Linked DNA regions of Homo sapiens: region 1 is linked to region 2. A link is an interaction called in ENCODE POLR2A ChIA-PET data of the cell type or tissue named here. Cell type or tissue: CD4-positive, alpha-beta T cell. All regions are shown on one strand. Each heading gives the region's core, and the rest is flanking DNA. Links, peaks and the distances in the headings are about the cores only.

Region 1 (10,392 bases), core at 618-4,617, 810 kb after region 2:
ACAAATCGCATGTAAAAAAGCAAAAAAGTTATTTGTGTCTGTTTATATTGCTTCCTTTTTTGTAGCCTTTGTACCTGTACAGGGTGACAGTAAGGGCCAAGCAGGAGAGGCGTAATCCTTGTATAAAATAGGATCCAGCGACACTCTTGTATTTATCTGTTCTCTTTTTAGTCAGTCACTTCAAAAAAACAAAAAACAAACAAAAAAAAGCTGTACATTTTAACATAAAATAAATTATGATGAGCCATTTTTAGCCTCTTGTGTCCTGTCATATTATGATTGATAGAGAATGACCAATGGAACTGTATCATGTGTCACGCCTCAGAACACATACACATTTTGGGAAAATAAATTATTTAGTGTAAATTGGAGTTATGGGATTTTCTGATTTGTTTTGACTTTGGGGGAGGGGTTGGCAATAAATAAGAGTAATATCTAATAAAACCATCACATATACCAAATACCTATTTAATAAATTAATTTATAATGGATTTTAATGCTTTTCATGAAAGTTTATTTTATGCGAGTGCATACCTTCTGTATGCCAATCATTGTCTTTAAAATAAAGTGAAATTGTTTTTTTCTTTTGGACTTTGATCTTCATTTGCAAAGAGATCCCGCACAAATATCCAGCTGCCTCACTCGCACAGTCTGTAGAAACATCCCTCCAAGCCTCGCACCAGGGTAGCAAACTTCCTTTTTATAAAGATTCATACCAAAAAAAGCACCCAATTTGGGATTGTATGTTTGAAAAATCATTTTCTTTTTAAAAAGTGTGAACGTTTTGCTCTGTTGTGAATGATTAATTGTATGTTTTCTTTAGAGTCTAAAGTTTAGACCCCCTGCCAAAAGTGAATATTCACAAGTATAGCGTTCAGAGAAAGTTCTGAGTGTTGCTTGAATTTGGTTATTTGAGCAACAAGTCTAGAAATGAATGCTTGACCTAGCACCCGTGTGAAACTAGCCCGTTAAGCTCTCCAGGTGTCTGAACACGTGTGCTCGCAACTCCTCTGTTAAGCAGGTCACTACCCTGTGGAGGAAAAAAGTTGCTTTTGCACTGTTGATTCAACACACACACACAAAAATTAGATGTTTTACAAAGCATAGACATAAGCCTTAAAGTGGACCCAAAATCGTGCAAGGGCAGGATAGAGCGTACACACCAGAATAAAAGGCCTTGTGCAGACAGAGGGTGCCCAGTGGAGTTCTGCCTTGTACTCTCACCCTTATCGTTATTTTCTTTCACAGTTACAAAGTGTATTGGGTTTAGTGTCACAATTTTATCTTTTAGTCCCTTCCTTCCTCAACTGCAAAGTCAATGGGGGTAATATATGTAACAGCTGAGGGAGGGCTTTCAAGAAGACACGTCTGAAGGGCCGTCAGCACAAAGGGAAAAGATCCATTTAAGCTGCTGTGCTAATAGGAAAAGAAACCTATCAGCCATCCTCAGAGTAGGAAGTGGTGGTCTATGCCTGCACAAATCGAACACTGCGTCCATTCAGGAGTGGCCAAGGACTGGGCAGCCCAGTGGGCCACACATCGGGCAAGAGGCTGCCCGAGCCCTGGAGGTGGGGTTGGGGCCTGGAAGCAATCTGATCGGGAAGCAGAGCCCCGAACGGGCTCCGACCTGTCACATATTTTGTCTCTTTCCTCTTGGGTTAAGATTCTCTGGGGGCTGAGATTCCCCTCTGTGTTCCCTTTGGCCATGACCTGCTAATCACACCTTGTGGTTTGTGCGATGTCTGAGTTCCCATACCCTGCCAGCCTAACAGCCCTCTAAAGGAGCTTGTGGAAGAGTCCCAATCATTGCCCCAGACCTGCCAAACCCTAATCTTAGAACAGTCCCAGGGACACCTCGGTTGCCCAGGCTCCTTAAGGACTGCAGCATAGCTAGGACTAGGAGCTTCCGTGCTGGCCCCAGTCCCAACATTCCTTGATGGAACAGAAAGGCTTAGCATAGGAAGGAAACTGCTGATCTGAGATGGCCTCAGAACACCCTGCCCTCCACCTCACCCACTCTCACTAGAGAAATCAGTTCACATCTGAATGTGACGCCAAGGATTTGGCGAAACAGGAACTTGGATTCATCAAAGCTGAATTCATTCGATTGAGATTCATTAACAGGCCACATCATTTAAACCCTAACTGTGTTCTATTATTTGTAAGAGTCGTACCAAGTGGTGGTCAGTTGCCAGCCTCACGTTTTAATAGTTGCAAGTGGTGCCTACGCCAGGTGGGAGGGCATCCACCTTCCTCACCAACATTCTATTTTAGAAGTAATGACTCACAATATCGTCACAAAGCTTTCACAAACTCCTCCCACACACCCACCCTGTGCAGGAAATGGGGCCATTCTTTCCAATGTACAGATCAGGATGTTGAGGCTCAGATTAAGCTACATTAATTACCCAAACTCACCCAGCTAAAATGTGTGAGCTGAAACAAACCCAGGTCTTTCCAAATCCCAGCTCTTTTTTTCTAGGACACTGTATTCTGAAAGGCCCTAATTTGTCACCTCTCTGATTTAAAGGCTTGGCTAATGAATACATGTTGCTGTAAAAACTGTTAAGTGCTATATAAATACAGATCCCTTTGTGGCTGCGAGCAAGCCTTGGTCTACAATCAATCTTCGATACTCAAAGTACACGTACTGTTACATTATGAAGCAGCACCTTCCATTTCTCTGTACCCAGGTTTCCATCGTTCCTTCTACCTTCTCCATCCCCTTTCCTGGACCTTCCTCCTCCACCCAGGCTTACCTATAAACATTGATGTTCTGCAACACTCAGGCCGGGAGTGTTCTCTCTGTTTTCTCTCATCATCTCATCTAGTATGATGACTTCAAATTCCACCTCTCTGCAGGTGACACCCGGAATTACATCCCCAGTTGTGAATATTCCTCTGAGCTTTAGATGCCACGTCAAATGACCTGGGACACCTTTTGTACATCTGCATGACAACCGAACTGGTGATTTCCGACCGCTCCTCCGTTCCTGCTCTGGTCCATCCCATCTCAGTGTTAAAGCACTGCCGAGAAACCTCGATCAGTTAGCCCTCATTTCCCTCCCCATCTCGGGAGGTCCCGTCCGTTTTCTGGGTTAATTCCAAAATAATCTTGAATACTAATCCCCTGGTGCTGTCAGTCCAGCCCATTTCCTTTCCTGTCAACAGCCTCCTAACTGCTCTTGCCTCGCTTCTTAACTCCCTACAACCTGTTCTCCATACTTCAGCCAAAGGATCTTTCCAGAGTGATCTTGAAACAGATCATACCATTCCCCGGCTTAAAACCCTTCAGTGAATCTTCTGTGTACCTGGAATAGAATCAAGTCCCTCTGCCCCTCTCCTTCCACTCCCACTCTCAGCCACCAGCTCCAGCCTTACTGATGGGCAGTTCCTCAGCCTCGAATGCTCCGGCACATTTGGAAGGTTTGTGCCTTCAAGTCTAAGAGAGGTCTTCCTTGACCACCCCGCCTAAAGAGGGTTTCTCCCCTTTCCCCACTTTTCTCTGCCTCCATGCCTATTTCCTGCATTGTGCTCTATCACAATGTGCATTTTCATTTTTCCTGTTGGCCCCTAACCCAGGTTTTGGCATGTGGTAGGTTCTCAATAGACACTTGGTGACCAAACAAATATTTCATATCTTATTTCTGAAGACTTGAAACACTTTTGCAAAAACTTCTGTTCCTCCTTTCTCCTGCTTCTGGCTCCCAGGAGTCATGTAGAAGAGACCAGAACCGCAACTTTGCCATTCTCAGCTTCTGTTGCCTTCAGCAGGACCCAGAGTCCCACAAAGAGATGAGAGCATGAGGAAGGTGTGGGGTGCTCAGGAAACACCAACAATGCACCTAGCTACACTCTATCCTCCCTGATGTGAATTCATCTAAATGTAAATATTCATTAAAATAGAAATATTGGCTTCTCTCTGGACATGGAACAGATCAGAGCTAAGCAATAACTGAGTTCAGACCGGGGTAGCAGGATCCTGATGGGGAAGCCTAGGTTGGGGCCACTATGACCCTGGATCCCTTTTGGCCTGCATCTCTTTCCCAAGAGCTGGAATATGGTCCTCTCACACCCAAGTATGAGTCACTAAGCAATTCCATCATCCGTAGTCGTCATACACCCAGTATTGCTCTCTCCCTCACAGCCACATGAGTTGTGACTGATACACCCAATCTCTGTCCAGTTCAGGACTGTCGCGCTTTCAGAGGGAACATGTCCCCCTTCTCTGTCTTAGCACCAGGACATACCAGTTCACTGCACATTTCTATTTCTGTATCATCTCTGCCTTTTTGCTTTGCGACCCCTTTGCAATGTTTCAGGTTTCAAAATGTATTAGAAGACCAGTGCTCTTACCATGAGGGAGTCCCCGGGGAATGCCCCCCCAAGCCCTGTGTGCATGTTAACATGAGGGCCTTGGCTCCTCCTGGGCCAAGGCGACTCTCAGAGCAGACTCAGGGCAGTCCCAGGAAGCCAGGCCTAGCCACAGGGGCACAAAAGCAGGGCATATCCCCAAAGGTCACAGGGTGACTCTCAGGTGGCTTACACTTCTGCTGAGGCCCTGGACTCTCTCCTCCACCCATCAATAACTTCCTCTTTCATTCTGCTGAAAACTACAACCAAACTGAAGAACCGGGCCCCTTTTCGTTTTTTCCTAGAAGGCCTTTATCACATTCTGGTTTCTCCAGGCCATTTCCATGCCTGGTCCTTGACGGCCGGCATCTCCAACAGCAGCAACTCTCTTTGGTTTCTGTCTGGTTTGGGATTCCTGGCCCTGGAAGCTGTCACTACCCGCTTCATGTCTGCTGCCGTTTTCTCCTTCAGAGTGGAAATCACGCAGCCATCGTGCCTGGCTTAGCTCTCAGGGAGGCAAACTCCACACCTGAGCTTACCTGGCTGCCCCATCGTCCCATTCCACAGCAGACAACAATTTGCAAATACTTTCTGCTATGACTGAAAAGCAGCTCGTGTTGCTTTGACTAGAACCCACGTGAAAAGAGCCTCCCTGAGGTCCCCGCTAGAGAGGGTCTCCTCCCTTTTTTTCCCCAAAATTAGAAAGTCAAACTCCTACTTGTCCAAACTCACCACAATTCATTGAATTTTTCTGAGTAGTGGCAGCCCTGGCTAAGAGTCTGAGGAGCCCTGCGTCCCTTGGGAAAGTGGGGGAAGCCTAAAGCAGGGGCCTCTGTACAGAGGTTCAGGACCCCTCCCCACCCTGCTGGAGGAGCACATCTAGAGATGGTGGCGTGAGCCTAGGGGTTCCGCTGAAAAGACAAGCGGCGTGCAAGGGATGCCACAGAAACGCAGGATGCCCGGGAAGGAGCCTCCACAGCTACGCAGGCACTCCCGTGACACTGCTCACCTGGTACGGTTCTGTGGTTGGAAAAGCAATTTCTATTTTAAAATACTTTTTATAAGAAGATGACTTTCCTTTCAGACAAAGCCAAACGTTTAATCACAACATACTGCCTACACATTTTAAAATCTTTTCCCTCTTCCTTCTCACCAAAAAAACAAAACCAAAGCAGGAGACTTGGTGCAGCGTGGCATGCTCCTCTGTGACCCAGAGCCGGGGAGCCCGTCCCTCCCATTTTGCTGAGAGGCTGAGCGCTCAGCTCTGCCCGGGGGCAGCTCTGGGTCCTCCCTGTCCCCAGCACACATGGGGAAGTTGAACAAGATGGTTTGGAAGAGTCGAGCTTCGGTTTCACCATCCCTTCTCTGGAGTCCTAGGCCAGGGCTATGTTCTGCCTCTCCCCTCTGTCCCCAAGTGCCTCTGCTGGCCCTGTGAGTCGGGCCTACAGCTCCCTGCCATCCTCCTCCTCACCGTCCTGGCGCTGGGACCGTCGCCTCTGCTGCACCAGCTGCTTGTCCAGCTCCCGGAGCTGCTTCAAAAAGCCCCGGTTCGGGAGGACGCAGCGGTTCTTGGCCACTTGCTGGATGGCGTCCACCAGGGTCATGTCCTTGTGGATCATCAGGTAGGCCAGGACCAGGGTGGCTGACCGGCTGCGGCCCATGACGCAGTGAACCAGGATCTTACCTGCAGATGGAGCAGGGAGGAGAAAACCCACACTGAGGGGCAGGTGTTGGGGGCACAGGTAGGGCCCACTCCCATCCTGACTGTCACCCTCTCGCCCACAGAAAGTGACTCAGCACTGTGCCCCACAGCTGCCTCTGTAGAACGGGGACACTCTCGGTGTCTTCTTCATAGGGTTGTTGAGAAGGCAAATAACCCTGTAAATAACTCGATTTTAGCACAATTTGTTTGTGCTAATGAATGGCTGCTGAGCTCCTACAGTGTGGCTGGGCTGCCTTTCCCCTGAGCACCATGGCCAGAAAGCAAGCACCCACTTCTTGATTGCTGTTTCGGATCTGGGGGAGGCTGGTCCCAGGTTCTCCCTGGCATGACCGCGCTCCTGGGGTGTGAACGTGTCCAGCTGGATGAATGTCCACCCCTGGCATTCAAATCCCACGGACCTTTCTGGAGGCTGCCGGGCCTCTGGCCAGCCCTGCTGATAACCAAAGCGTTTCTTCCTCTCCCAGAAAACAGGGTAATTCTTTCTGTCATGACTCAGTACTTGAAACAGATGAAAGCTGTAGTTCATTAAGCCTTTTGGGGGCCTGAATTCTGTTAAGTGGCAGAGGGGAGGGGAGAAAGAGTTGGAAGGGAGATGGAGGGGGTGGGAGGAGAGGGGGAGGTGGAGGGAGCAGGAGAGAAAGGGGAAAAGGAGGGACAGAGGACACTAAGCTCTGGTAGGAGTTCCAAGAGCTGAATTTTGTTTCCAAGACTAGGGCATGAGGCCGGGCGCGGTGGCTCACACCTGTAATCCCAGCACTTTGGGAGGCTGAGGTGGGCGGATCACTTGAGGTTGGGAGTTCAAGCTGGGTGAATGCACATGTGTTACTATTGGAGGAGTCAGGCCTATTGAGAAGAATCAAGGTCCAGGCAACACTTTTGTTCCTTCTTGTGGTCAGATTAGCTGAGACCCATCATGCCAGAGCACATCTCTTACCATCACAGGGGCCAGCACTATACCTGTGTTGGGCTTTTATTTCCCAACTTCTGTCAGAGCTCCTAGGGTCCCCCTGGCCAGAGCACACTTGTTGCAGTGGGAGAGATCAGCGCCCCTCTCATGCTTGGAGATACTTTTCTTCATGACTACAGTCAGAGCCCTTGAGGCATGCCTGACCACAGTTCATCTTTAGGAACAGCAGCAGCTAGTGCATACCTATGCTTGCAGGTCCTTATGTTCTCACATACAGTCAGAGCACCTGGAGCCCATGTGGTTAAAGCCTGGCCAACATGGCAAAACTCCATCTCTACACAAAAATTAGCCAGTCGTGGTGGTGCACCTGTAGTCCCGGCTACTCAGGAGGCGGAGGCAGGAGAATTGCTTGAACCCAGGAGTTAGAGGTTGCAGTGAGCTGAGATCGCGCCACTACACTCCAGCCGGGGCGACAGAGCAAGACTGCATCTCAAGAAAAGGAAACCCAAATCCAGAATCTCTACTGCTCCTCAATTGCATGCTTTTAGGAGTGACTGGAAGGTAGGCCTCTGTCACGAAAATCAGACGTAGGCTAAGACTGTTACCCTGCACCACGCTCCGCCCCGCAGCCAGGTGTGCTCCTTGCTAAGCAGACTCCTTCCTTGCTTTCAGGAGATGCTTTCTGCCCATCTCCCATGCACTATCTGGGAACCTGCCTTTCTTAGTAACTTGCAAAGAAATTCTGGTAGAGCCCTTACTTCTTCCCAAGAGGTTCTAGGTGTGTGGAAGTTCTGAGAAACAAGGTGCAAGGTGTATTATGAACTGCCGGGGCTGGAGGGAGATAGGGCAAGAGACCCTTCCAACAGTGAAAATCGGCTGGGCGTGGTGGCTCATGCCTCTAATCCCAGCACTTTGGGAAGCCGAGGTGGGTGGATCACTTGAGGCCAGGAATTGGAGACCAGACTGGCCAACATGGTGAAACCCTGTCTCTACTAAAAAATACAAAAATTCACCAGGTGTGGTGGTGGGCACCTCCCAGCTACCTGGGAGGCTGAAAGAGGAGAATCGCTTGAATCCGGGAGGTGGAGGTTGCAGTGAGTGGAGATCACGCCACTGCACTCCAGCCTGGGTGACAGAGCGAGATTCCGTCTCAAAAAAACAAAAACAAAAACCAAACAGTGAAAATCTGGTCGGTTAAAGCTTATTAGAAGCACCAGAGAATCAACCTCCTGCTTGAAAGCAGGCTTCATTTATTTATTCATACTTCCCTTATCCATAATATATTTTAAGATGCCTTCAGAAGCAGGCCATGGACTGCCAAAAGGAGAGCGTGATACTAAAGTCTGATCTTTAGCGCCTCGTGGCATTTGCCCTGGAGTTTCTTAGAAGACTTCATTAAATTAAAACCACACTAATTCACCTCGGAGGATGCCGAATCGGGGGCAGTTAAAGCAACCCAAGTGGGGTTCCTGTGACAGTATTTTGTGAGTACTTCTTTTTCTGATGAAGAGTGACAAATTCAGTTTTTTCAGATCCTATAACCAGCTGGCATGACTCGCCCTCCATGATATTCGGTGACCTCTTATACAGCAAAGTCACCAGGTGCTCAAAATAAGGGCAGAGGACTCTTCTGTGAGGCCTCGGTGACAGAAGGAATCCCCGCTGGTAGGCAGGTGTCCTGATGGCGCTGCCTCTGATTAGCTCTGTGACCCTGGGCACCTCACTTGTCTTCTCTGGGCCTCTGTTTGCCCAGCTGTCAGGGCAGGACCAGGGACTGGATTATCTCCGAGATATTTTAAGAGTGACTGAGGTTGCCTGGGGAGTTCTTTATAAAGGGTCAAGTCAGGGTAGTGATGGGATGGGAGAGGGCCCCAGGGGCTGATTACAGCCCACGAGTACAGCTCCACAAGGAACGCTTTTCAAAAAGAGTGAAAATGACCGGCTGTGAGAAGCCAGGTAGGGGGAATGGTGTACACTTGGCTGAAACCAGTCAATGAGAACAAAGAACATAGACAAGAGGAAGCAAGGAGTGATGCCTTGCTTTTTGGCCAGACTGTCTATCCACACCACTTACATAGAGAGTGTAAGAAACATACAAGTAGGTCCAGCACTAAAATGCCAAGCAGTGTCCCTTGCCTAGACACAACTGCATGTGGCAGGTGGGCTGAGCACCTGCCGTCCACTGGGTATGAAGTCTGTGGCATTGCTGCTGCTGAGCTAGCGGGCATTTTGTTTGGTTGCTCTGGCCACTCAGGGCACAGGTTACAACCTGATGGCCATTGGGTTGCTTTAGTCTGTCCTTTGCAGCATTTTAAGAAATTTCAATCTGTTGCCAAGACCTAAAAATCGAGTGATTTTATAATCCAGATTGGAGACTTCTGAAAAGTCAGATCTCCCACATTTGCACTGACTCTCACAAGACAAGCATTAGCTGAGGCTGGGTGGCAGGTGCCCCTCTGAAGGGGTACAGGGCTCTCTGCTTAGCCACAAGTGCCCCCTACCCACACCCCTCCGCTGTACATGCAGCCATCTTCATTTGTTTACACTCTGCATGGTTCTGCAGGGTAGGCGTTTGAGCCCTGACTTGAATTATTTAGATATGCCAGTGCAAAGGTGCTGAGAGCAGAGCCTACCCTGCCATCTCCAGTGGGGTCATGTCCTGCTCCCCATCCCTAGCCATCTGGTCGAGTCCCGGCACCCCCATCCATTCATTCTATCCCACTCATAGTCTCTGATCCAAGTATCTACTCTCCTCCGTTGGCCCTTTGTTTGCTAGGTGCCACCTGGTCTAACAGTCATGATCCACAGCAGCCTGACACCTCCTCATAATGTTCTGTCATCTGCCTAGGCCTAAGCTTCAACTTGAGAGCCTGATTCTTTCTGGATTTGGCAGTGGGGGCAGACCCTAAAATTGAGTGCCAGGAACCTACAACAAGCTTTCATGTGAGTATATCTTACAGTTCAAAGTTGGAATGTCTTTTTTTTTTCTTTGAGGATTGGAAACTTTACGATGATGATGTGCACATGCTGGCGTGGTTATATGCTTCACAGTGTATGACCACGCTTTATCAAATACATCCGAGAGCCTGCTGTCCACCAGGTTCTATGCTAAGCGCTTTACGCGCGTTACTGCTGATCCTCATTATAACCTCTGAAGGTAAATATTTTTATCACCGGATGGAGAAACCAAGGCTCAGAGAAATCACATCGTTAGTAAATTGTGTGACAGAAATGTAAACCCAGCCCTGTCTTCTCCGAAGCCTGCCAGGCCCCTTCCATGAAGGGTAAGGTCTAAAATATAGTAATGGCAAGTGAGTGCATTAAACAGAAACTGAAGGATTAGGTTGTTGCAGTCTTTGTTTTTTTCATGTCAAATGTGTTTTCAGTTAACTTCAAATACTATGAGGCA
Region 2 (10,392 bases), core at 3,999-7,998:
ACACTTCTCAAAAGAAGACATTTATGCAGCCAAGAAACACATGAAAAAATGCTCACCATCACTGGCCATCAGAGAAATGCAAATCAAAACCACAGTGAGATATCATCTCACACCAGTTAGAATGGCAATCATTAAAAAGTCAGGAAACAACAGGTGCTGGAGAGGATGTGGAGAAATAGGAACACTTTTACACTGTTGGTGGGACTGTAAACTAGTTCAACCATTGTGGAAGTCAGTGTGGCGATTCCTCAGGGATCTAGAACTAGAAATACCATTTGACCCAGCCATCCCATTACTGGGTGTATACCCAAAGGACTATAAATCATGCTGCTATAAAGACACATGCACACGTTTGTTTATTGCGGCGCTATTAACAATAGCAAAGACTTGGAACCAACCCAAATGTCCAACAATGATAGACTGGATTAAGAAAATGTGGCACATATACACTATGGAATACTATGCAGCCATAAAAAATGATGAGTTTATGTCCTTTTTAGGGACATGGATGAAATTGGAAATCATCATTCTCAGTAAACTATCACAAGAACAAAAAACCAAACACCGCATATTCTCACTCATAGGTGGGAATTGAACAATGAGAACACATGGACACAGGAAGGGGAACATCACACTCTGGGGACTGTTGTGGGGTGGGGGGAGGGGGGAGCGATAGCATTGGGAGATATACCTAATGCTAGATGACGAGTTAGTGGGTGCAGCACACCAGCATGTCACATGCATACATATGCAACTAACCTGCACAATGTGCACATGTACCCTAAAACTTAAAGTATAATAATAAAAAAATAAAAATAAATAAAAAGTGAATTTTAGGCCATTTTCTGTTACTTAGAATACCTGAAACTGGGTATTTTATAAGAAAAGGAATTTATTTCTTACAGTTATGGAGGTTGAGAAGTCCAAGGTCAAAGGGCTGCACTTGGTGAGAACCTTCTTGCTGATAGTGACTCTACAGATTCCTGAGGTGGTGCAGGGTATCACATGGCAAGGGGCCTGAACCTGCTAATGGTAGCTCAGGTCTCTTCTCTTCTTTTAAAGCCACCAGCTCCCCTCCCATGATAACCCATTAATCCATGAATGGATTAATCCATTTATGAAGGTGGAGCTCTCATGATCCAATTACTTCTTAAAGGCCCCAGCTCTCAATATTGCCCCGTTGGGGATTAAATTTCAACATGAGATTTGAGGGGGGTCAAATATTCAAACCATAGCAGTGGGTTTAAAGGTACTTGTGAAAGAGGAGACCAGAGAGGAAAATCAACATGACCTTTCAAATGGACCTATGATCCATTTTCAGGCAGATTAATTTTAAATTTTATGAAAGGGTTGAGTATGAATGAGAATTGAAGACCTGGGAATTGTTGTCCATTGTTGTTTATCTATTTCTGTGTACCCTTCAGAAAGTCTGTTTACCTTCAGCAGTACAAATATATGGTACTGTGAAAGATCCCTGATCTAGTATTTATAGCAACCTGTATTTTATGACCAGAGAAACTGAGACTTAAAGATGTAGAGTACTTGCCTATGGTCACTTAGCTAGTAAATGGTCAATCAAAAACTCCAAAACTTGAGGCCGGGTACGGTGACTCATGCCAGTAATCCCAGCAATTTGGGAGGCTGAGGTGGTTGGATCACTTGTGGTCAGGAGTTCCAGAGCAGCCTGGCCAACATGTTAAAACCCCTTCTCTACTAAAAATACAAAAATTAGCCAGGCATGGTGGTGCGTGCCTGTAATCCCAGCTTCTGGGGAGGCTGAGACAGGAGAATCGCTTGAACAGGTTGCACTGAGTCAAGATCGTGCCACTGCACTCCAGCCTTGGTGACAGAGTGAGACTCTATCTCAACAAATAAACAAACAAACAAAAAACACACAAACCCTCCAAAGCTTTTCTTTCCCTCCTGTGTCATGCTACTTAGTACATAGCCTGGTTCACAGTATATGATTACTATATATTTAATGAATGATTTACATATTATTTGTGAAGTCCAAAATACTTAACGTTGTAGTTGTTCCATCAGTTTTGAACTGCTGAATAAGTGTGACATTACAGATGATTCACTACAGAAGAATATTGAAGATCTTCAAAGCATTGTTAAGGTGATCTCCTTTCAGTTCCTGGAGTGGTGTTCCTGGAAATGACTAATAGAACAGCAAAAAACCGTCTACTTGGGCATTCTTGGTGTTTTATCAATTAAGTCAGAGACCTATAACAGTGTTGGAGTGCTTGTTTTGAAGAGGTCAGCTAACTTACGTTGACACTGTGTGTGTATGAAGAGTGTAATTTTCGTTTCTGTTATACAGGTATTCTCTGAAACCAAATGACCAAATCTTGGCTGAAGACAAACACAAGGAACTGTAAGTGCATTAAACCATTGGTTGTAAATAGTTTACTCTGTCTATGAACTTGATATATGTATATGTAAATTATCTGATTTTCAAAATTATATAATGACAAAGTATAATTAACACTATGACCTTAATCCTAACAATTATGATAACCTACACTATATAATTTACACTACATAAAGTTTACACAGGACATAATTTCTCCTGTATTCACATTAAAAGATGTAGTGTTGTATTCCATCATCTAGACTAAAGTCTTACTGGGAAATATGTCATGCTATTTTCTCTTTCCAGATAAAATATTAAATTGTTCCTATTTTCTTTCTGACTGCTCTACCAGAAAAAAGTAAAAAATAAAAATAAATTGTCACTCTTAATTTTTGGGTCTTACTCCGGTGGATCACCCACCTTCATGGTAATGATAGACAAATATAATTTTGTTTCTGTCACTGGTTTATGCAAAAGTAAATGTCAATTGTTTGGTACAAGGTAAAACACTTTATTTTATTTTTATTTTTTTGAAACAGAGTCTTGTTCTGCTGCCCAGGCTGGAGGCGCAATCTCGGCTCATTGCAACCTCTCATTCCTGGGTTCAAGCAATTCCCCTGCCTTAGCCTCCCAGGTAGCTGGGATTACAGGTGCCCGCCACCATGCCTGGCTAAATTTTGTATTTTAAGTAGAGATGGGGTTTTGCCATGTTGGCCAGGCTGGTCTCAGACTCCTGACCTCAGGTGATCTGCCTGCCTTGGCCTCCCAAAGTGCTGGGATTACAGGTGTGAGCCACTATGCCTGGCTGAAGACATTTTATTTTCACATCTAACTCAGGTCGCTCTTGGTTTAGTTTAATGTAACCTTCACTTGTACTCATTTATAGGGACAGTAATTTTTTTTCGTAGAGGACTTCAAGACTATTATTTTCTTCTTGAGATTAAGTAATAATTTTTTTCCAAGTACTTTTAAACTGCTTTTTAAAAACTGTCTTGAACCTTTTGTAAATTATTTTCTTCTCTCCTATTTAAGGTAACATAAATTGTTAATTATAAAATGGCAGGACCAATGTTCAGGGAAAGGATTTTCTTATGCGTTCTTACCGTTTACACATTCCACTATTATGCTAACCTTTCATCAGTATTTTTATATTTGGCCTATCCTTATTTGAGTATAATCTCCATAGTGGGTTCTCAAATATATATATTGTCAAGAAATTTTTTTGCTCTTTCTTTATTTCCTAGTATAGTCAGTGAGGGCCGGTGATTGTTACTGTAGCATTGGTTGGTTATTATTTATAGGTCTGGTAACAGAGCTTCTTTTGCTTTGGGAATTAAGTAGTTGGTGAGCCTTAAAAGTTCCTTTAGTCCTTAGACTATGACCAATATTAAAAATACCAGAAATCTGCTTTTAAAGAATATGTTATTTAATATGTAACCCATTTTAATGTTTTAATTCATTTGAAAGTTTTTTTAACTGTCCAAGATATAATTCATCTCTATGGGTATAACTTGGCGAACTGATACTTTTTTCTTACCTTTTTTTTTGTTTTTTTGAGACAGACTCTTGCTCCGTCACCTAGGCTGGAGTGTGGTGGCATGATCTTGGCTCACTGCAACCTCTGCTTCCTGGGTTCAAGCGATTCTCCTGCCTCAGCGTCCTGAGTAGCAGGGATTACAGGCACCCGCCACCATGCCCAGCTAATTTTTATATTTTAGTAGAGATGGGGTTTCGCCATGTTGGCCAGGCTGGTCTTGAATTCCTGACCTCAAGCGATCCACCCACCTCAGCCTCCCAAAGTGCTGGGATTATCACAGGCTTGAGCCACCGTGCCCAGCCCCTACATTTTATTACGAAAAGTTTTAAACATATGTTATGTGTTCACCCATATATTTACCACCAAGGTTTTATCATTAACATATTACTGCACTTGTTTTATCTATTTATTCTTCTGTTCGTGCATTACTTCATCTGTTTTTTGGATGCATTTCGAAGTAAATTGTAGACATCAATATGCTTCTCTCTAAATATTTCAACACATATACCATTAACTAGAGTTTTATATTTCAAAGTTTTTTTTTTTTAGTTTCACCTGTTCTAAAATTTCTTATAAACTGAGTCATATATATGTCCTATTTTGTATAAGGCTTCTGTCACTCCCTGTGTTTTTGAAATTCATCAGTGTTGTTGCATATATCAGTTAATTCCTTTTCATTTTTGCAGATTAACATTCTGTTGTTTATTTGTTCTATTATTGCTAAGTATTGCCACTTGTTTGATTTGTCATTATTGATGGTCTTGATATTTTTGGCTGCTGGCTCTCTTCCTTGTAGTTTTTGACCTACATACCAAAGAAAACTTTCAGTTGAATATGGCACCATAAAAGCAGAGTATTAATTTTAAAAAATTAAAACAGTTATTGAATTAATGAATTTCATGAATTATGAAAGCTGTTTATAAATAATCTCATTTGTGTCTTTGCAACTCAAATAGCCAAAATCTTGGTAGGGTGGTGGTCATGGAAGTCAGAGTCTGCTAAGGAGTGTATAACAACTCACCTGCTGTATTAAAAACAAAAAAATCTTTTTGTGTTCAAGACTAAGCTTTAAACAATATAAGAGATATGGATATAAAACAAAATTTTATCTAATCAGTAATTCCATGCTTTATTCTCATAAAACATTATTACAACTTCTTAATTTCAGTCTGTTAAAGCTTGATTAATTATAAAATTGTAAAAATGTGTTGGCACCATCACATTGACCTGCTCTTTGAAAATTAACCCTAATTCTATAAGAGTACCAATAAGAGAGTACAGTGATAGCTCTAATTATCTTGATATTAATAAATAAAGAGTGGCCTGGCATGGTGGTTCACATGTGTAATCCCAACACTTTGAGAGGCTGAGGTGGAAGGATTGCTTGAGGCCAGCAGTACAAGACCAGCCTGGGAAACATAGTGAGACCCCATCTCTACGAAAAACTTAAAAAAGGCCGGGCACGGTGGCTCACGCCTGTAATCCCAGCACTTTGGGAGGCCGAGGTGGGTGGATCACCTGAGGTCAGGAGTTCAAGACCAGCCTGGCCAAGATGGTGAAACCCTGTCTCTACTAAAAATACAAAAATTAGCCAGGCATGGTTGTGGGTGCCTGTAATCCCAGCTACTCAGGAGGCTGAGGCAGGAGAATTGCTTGAATCTGGGAGGAAAAGTTGCAGTGAGCCAAGATCACGCTACTGCACTCCAGCCTGGGTGACAGGGCGAGACTCTGTCTCAAAAAAAAGAAAAAAAAATTAGCCTGATGAGGTGGTGTGTGCCTGCAGTCCCAGCTGCTCAGGAAGCTGAGGCAGGTAGATCTCTTGGGCCTAGGAGATCAAGGCTGCAGTGAACCATGATCATTCCACTGAGCTCTGGACTGGACAGCAGAGTGAGACCTTGCCTTTAAAAAAATAAAAAAAGAATACCAATAAGAGAGTACAATGATAGTTCTAATTATCTTGATATTAATGAATATTAAGTATGTTTTCATTAAAACATTTTTAGTTCCTGAAATTTTGTGATTCAGATTTCATATACACTTAGTCACTGATGCTTCACGAGTATACTTGTTTCTCTGTCTGAGGAAGATTGGCATGGGAAAACAGGGAAATATTGGTCAGCAGTGACACTTGTTTTTCTAAGCAAAGTGGTTTTTCTCAACTTCCTGTTTTTCATTATTCTACATACTGAAGACCTTGGGGGATGATTTTAAGTAGAGAAAGCTGAGCAATTCAAGTTGTGATGTGATTTATCTAAAACTATAGGATTTATAGTTTGTTCTATACATGATCCAGTAATCAACTGGTTTCATTAGCTTTCTAGTTTTTTTCAGTTTTAGTTTTGTAAATGGAATAATTTAAAATAAATTAGGAAAACATCACTATTTTACTAAGTATTTTTTCACCTACTTTCCATTGTGCTAGGCATTAAAGAAAAGATAGTGTGCAGCTTTTTATATGTCAATTATACTTCAATAAAGCGGTTTAAGAAAAAGTAAAAGATACTGATTTTATTTATAAATGGAATCTTACTCTCCAATAGTGGCTTTTCAAAATCTTTGGACACATCTGCAGTTATTGAAAATAGAACCATTTTGTTTCCATGAATATCTATTTTATGAATATATAAATTTTGTATTACCTTGGATTATGAGATCTGATCATATAGATTTAGGTAAGGAAAGTTAAAAGTTGTCTGGAGTTAGGGGTGAATTCCAAATGCAAATATAAATAAATTCAGAAGTATCCATACTACTTAACACAGAGTAACCTGGTATCTGAAGATTTTTTTTTTGTTTGCTATAAGGCAAGGGGAAAATCTCTTTAAAAGGGATTCACATTTATTTACTTGGCTTTTTAAGATAGCTACCAAGGTAAACAGTGAACTTTTGTAAGCAGTGTATACTGTTCTAAATATGAAGTGTATTTTCCCTTCTGATAGTGAATGAATTCCATTATGATTTTTTAATGTCAAAAATTAAATTATTTTGTCAGAATAACCCCTTAAATTTTTAAATGTTGTCTTATAAAAGTTAATTATATTGTGATATTTAAATGCTTGCCAATTTACGATTATGATGAGATGGAAGAAAATAAATAAATTATGCAATAGGCATGAACCTTCAAGGGTATTAGGACGTGCTCAGGATATGATCTTTGGTGCAGTGTAAAAATGTAATTTCTTAGTGAATAGGTCAATTTCCAAACCAGCAGGAAAGTTATAAGTATTTAAATGGAATGTGTAGGGATATGTCAGGGAAGTTAGAGACAATAACATCTGGTATGCTTTTTTTTTTTTTTTTTTTTTGGTGAGATGGAGTCTCGCTCTGTCGCCCAGGCTGGAGTGCAGTGGCGTGATCTCGGCTCACTGCAAGCTCCGCCTCCTGGGTTCACGCCATTCTCCTGCCTCAGCCTCCAGAGTAGCTGGGACTACAGGCGCCCACCACCACGCCCGGCTAATTTTTTGTATTCCTAGTAGAGAAAGGGTTTTGCCGTGTTAGCCAGGATGGTCTTGATCTCCTGACCTCGTGATCTGCCCGTCTTGGCCTCCCAAAGTGCTGGGATTACGGGCGTGAGCCACCGCGCCCGGTCTGGTATGCTCTTAAATTAATTGTTAATGCTGTGACTTAGCAGTTCTTTGAAATCATCAAGATCATAGACTGGGCTTGTGCCTATAATCCCAGCACTTTGGGAGGCTGAGGCAGGAGGATTGCTTGAGTCTACGAGTTGGAGACCAGCCTGGACAATATAGTGAGACTCTTGTCTCTACAAAAAGTTAACAAAAGTAGCCGGATGTGGTGGTGCCTGCCTGTAGTCCCAGCTACTTGGGAGACTGAGGTGGGAGGATTGCTTGAGACCAGGAGGTCCAGGCTGCAGTGAGCTATGATCCGTGCCACTGTGCTCCAGCCTGGGTGACAGAATGAGACCCTGTTAAAAGAATCTTTTTTTTTTTTTTTTTTGGTAAGAATGAGCTAAGAACTGGATATCTGTAAAGCTAATAGAAAAAAATCCTGTGAAGCAAAAAGTCAAAATTGAAATAAGCTAGGACCGACAGCAAGGTTAAATGCTTATTTTTTTTTAGTGTTCATAAATAAGGTACAGTTTTAAAAATATCATAAACATTTTTATGATCCTATTCTCAGGGCCCGGTTTTTTTTGTATCTTTAAAATTATAGTATTTTGATTCTAGAAATGAACCCTTGAACCAATATCCGTATTTTATCATGAATAAGGTGAGAGTAACATTGATAAAATGACTTGCTATAGTTTACATTGCTACTTAAGGACAGTACTAGACCAGAAACCAAGTCTCCTGAGTCCCATTTAAGTGCTGTTTTTGTCACACCAAGCAGTTCTCTAAGTATATAGTCTTTTTTTTTTTTTTGAAACAGGGTCTCGCTTTGTCACCCAGGCTAGAAAACAGTTGCATGATCATGGCTCACTACAGTCTTGTTTTTAGAGATGAGGTCTCCTTATGTTGCTCAGGTTGGTCTCAAACTCCTGACCTCAAGCAGTCCTCCTGCCTCTGCTCCCAAAGTGTTATGATTACAGGCATGATCTACTGCACCCAGCCAGTAACTTTTTTTTTTTTTTTTGAGACGGAGTCTCACTCTGTTGCCAGGCTGGAGTACAGTGGCGCGATCTTGGCTCACTGCAATCTCCGCCTCCCAGGTTCAAGTGATTCCCCTGCCTCAGCCTCCTGAGTAGCTGGGACTACAGGTGCCTGCCACCACGTCTGGCTAATTTTTATATTTTTAGTAGAGACAGGGTTTCACCATATTGGTCAGGCTGGTCTCAAACTCCTGACCTCAGGTGATCCGCCTGCCTCAGCCTCCCAAAGTGCTGGGATTATAGGCGTGAGCCACCGCGCCTGGCCGCCAGTAATTTTTTTTTTTAAAGGGATTAATATCCATTGCAAGACTTGGTAACGGATCACAGAGAACTCATTAGTTAATTAAATCAGTTTCACAGTATTGTGTTTTGGTTTTGGAAATCACTTCAGACCTATAACCAATATTGAGTGAGTTGAAAAGAATTAATTACTTCCAAATACAAGGCACTTTACATTCTTCTAAGGAGAGGATGCAACACAAAGCTATTTGGTCAGCTTGATACAAAAGCTCTTAGGTGTGCTCATGAAGTAAGTCAAATGTATACATTTTACAACCACATATTAAATAGAATTAGTTTTTTCTTTTTCCTTCCCATTTCTTTGAACAGTCTTATTCAGAATCTTCATCATTAGCAACTTTGTCATCATTGGAGCCCTTTTCTCTAGAACACATCAGCCTCTTTCTATGTATGATATTTTCGCTGGAAATTTTATCCTGAGCTATAAATGCCTCTCATGTAAGAAAAGTTTTTTTTTTGTTTTTTTTTTGAGACAAGATCTAACTCTGTTGCCCAGGTTGGAGTGCAGTGGCGTGATCATGACTCACTGCAGCCTTGACCTTGTGGGCTTAAGCAATCCTCCCATCAGCCTCCTGAGTATCTGGGACTACCACTGTGCACCACCACACCTGGCTAATTTTTGTATTTTTTGTTGAGATGGGGTCTTGCCATGTTGTCCAGGCTGGTCTTGAGCTCCTGGGCTCAAGTGATATGTCTGCCTTGGCCTCCCAAAGGGCTGGGATTACAGGTGTGAGCCACCATGCCTGGCCAAGAAAAGTTTTTTTTAAAGTTTATTTTTGTATGTAGTCATAATACTTGTAAGGTAACCTTTTCACTGTATTGCTTTTTAAACTAAGGTTTAAATAGTTCATTGTAATAAGAGTTACCGTTTGTGCTTATAAGGCTGCATCTCCAGGAGTAAGTACTAAATCTGTGTTAGATTTCTTTGCTGCTTTTTTTTGTTTGTCTTTTTTTTTTTCTTTTACTGATATGGTCAGGTGGTCAGGTTACTTCCGTAAGGATCCAAAACTAGAGTTGATTGAGATCATTTCAGGCTTATACATAATCTACAAATGATTCTCAACCAATTGAGATCTGAGTTCACCTCTTTTGCTGAACTTTTAATTGTGATCTTACTGTAAAATTCTAGGATCTCATAACTTCTATGAAATTTTTATACCTGGATTATAAAACTTCGGAAAGATTTGCTTAAATATTTTGTTGCTTAAAAGAAAATAATTGGCCGAGTGTGGTAGCTCACGCCTGTAGTCCCAGCATTTTGGGAGGCTGAGGCAGGTAGATCAGTTGAGCTCAGGAGTTTGAAACCAGCCTTGGCAACGTGGCGAAACCCTGTCTCTACTAAAAGTATAAAAAAAATTAGCTGGGCATGGTGGCACTCACCTGCAGTCCCAGCTACTCAGGAGGCTGAGGTGAGAGGATTGCTTGAGCCCAGGAAGTTGAGGCTGCAGTGAGCAAAGATTGCACAACTGCACTCCAGCCTGGGCAATAGAGTGAGAACCCGTCTCAAAAAACAAACAAACAACCCCCCCGCACCCCCCCCCCCCAAAAAAAAACAAACAGAAAATAATTAACACTGTCATCAAGGAA

The links. ChIA-PET counts read pairs that join two places held together with the same protein. Peaks named below come from ENCODE experiments on the same cell type or tissue, not always from the same donor. Only the 100,000 strongest peaks of a DNase experiment are listed, where the experiment ranks them.
Region 1: POLR2A ChIA-PET joins it to region 2 with 5 read pairs; 2 of 35 experiments call an interaction of 5 or more read pairs at or near these places.

Annotation. Positions count from the first base shown.
Region 1 is chr10:75,032,041-75,042,432 of GRCh38, forward strand. KAT6B (lysine acetyltransferase 6B) reads left to right here. Exons shown (of 18, transcript NM_012330.4): 18 at 1-584. DUSP29 (dual specificity phosphatase 29) reads right to left here. Exons shown (of 4, transcript NM_001003892.3): 4 at 5,432-6,037. The coding sequence ends at 5,796. Among named protein-coding and RNA genes, the nearest start is that of SNORD172, 16 kb to the left of the region's middle. RefSeq lists enhancers at 1,205-1,254, 4,120-4,279. In CD4-positive, alpha-beta T cell, for the core only: no CTCF peak of the experiment used is centred there; no DNase peak of the experiment used is centred there.
Region 2 is chr10:74,222,212-74,232,603 of GRCh38, forward strand. It overlaps ADK (adenosine kinase), which reads left to right. Exons shown (of 11, transcript NM_006721.4): 3 at 2,327-2,380. It overlaps LOC124902456 (a long non-coding RNA gene), which reads left to right and starts at 7,855. Exons shown (of 2, transcript XR_007062198.1): 1 at 7,855-10,392. RefSeq lists an enhancer at 5,726-5,775. In CD4-positive, alpha-beta T cell, for the core only: no CTCF peak of the experiment used is centred there; DNase peaks (open chromatin) are centred at 5,680 and 6,000; H3K27ac peaks cover 1,301 bases.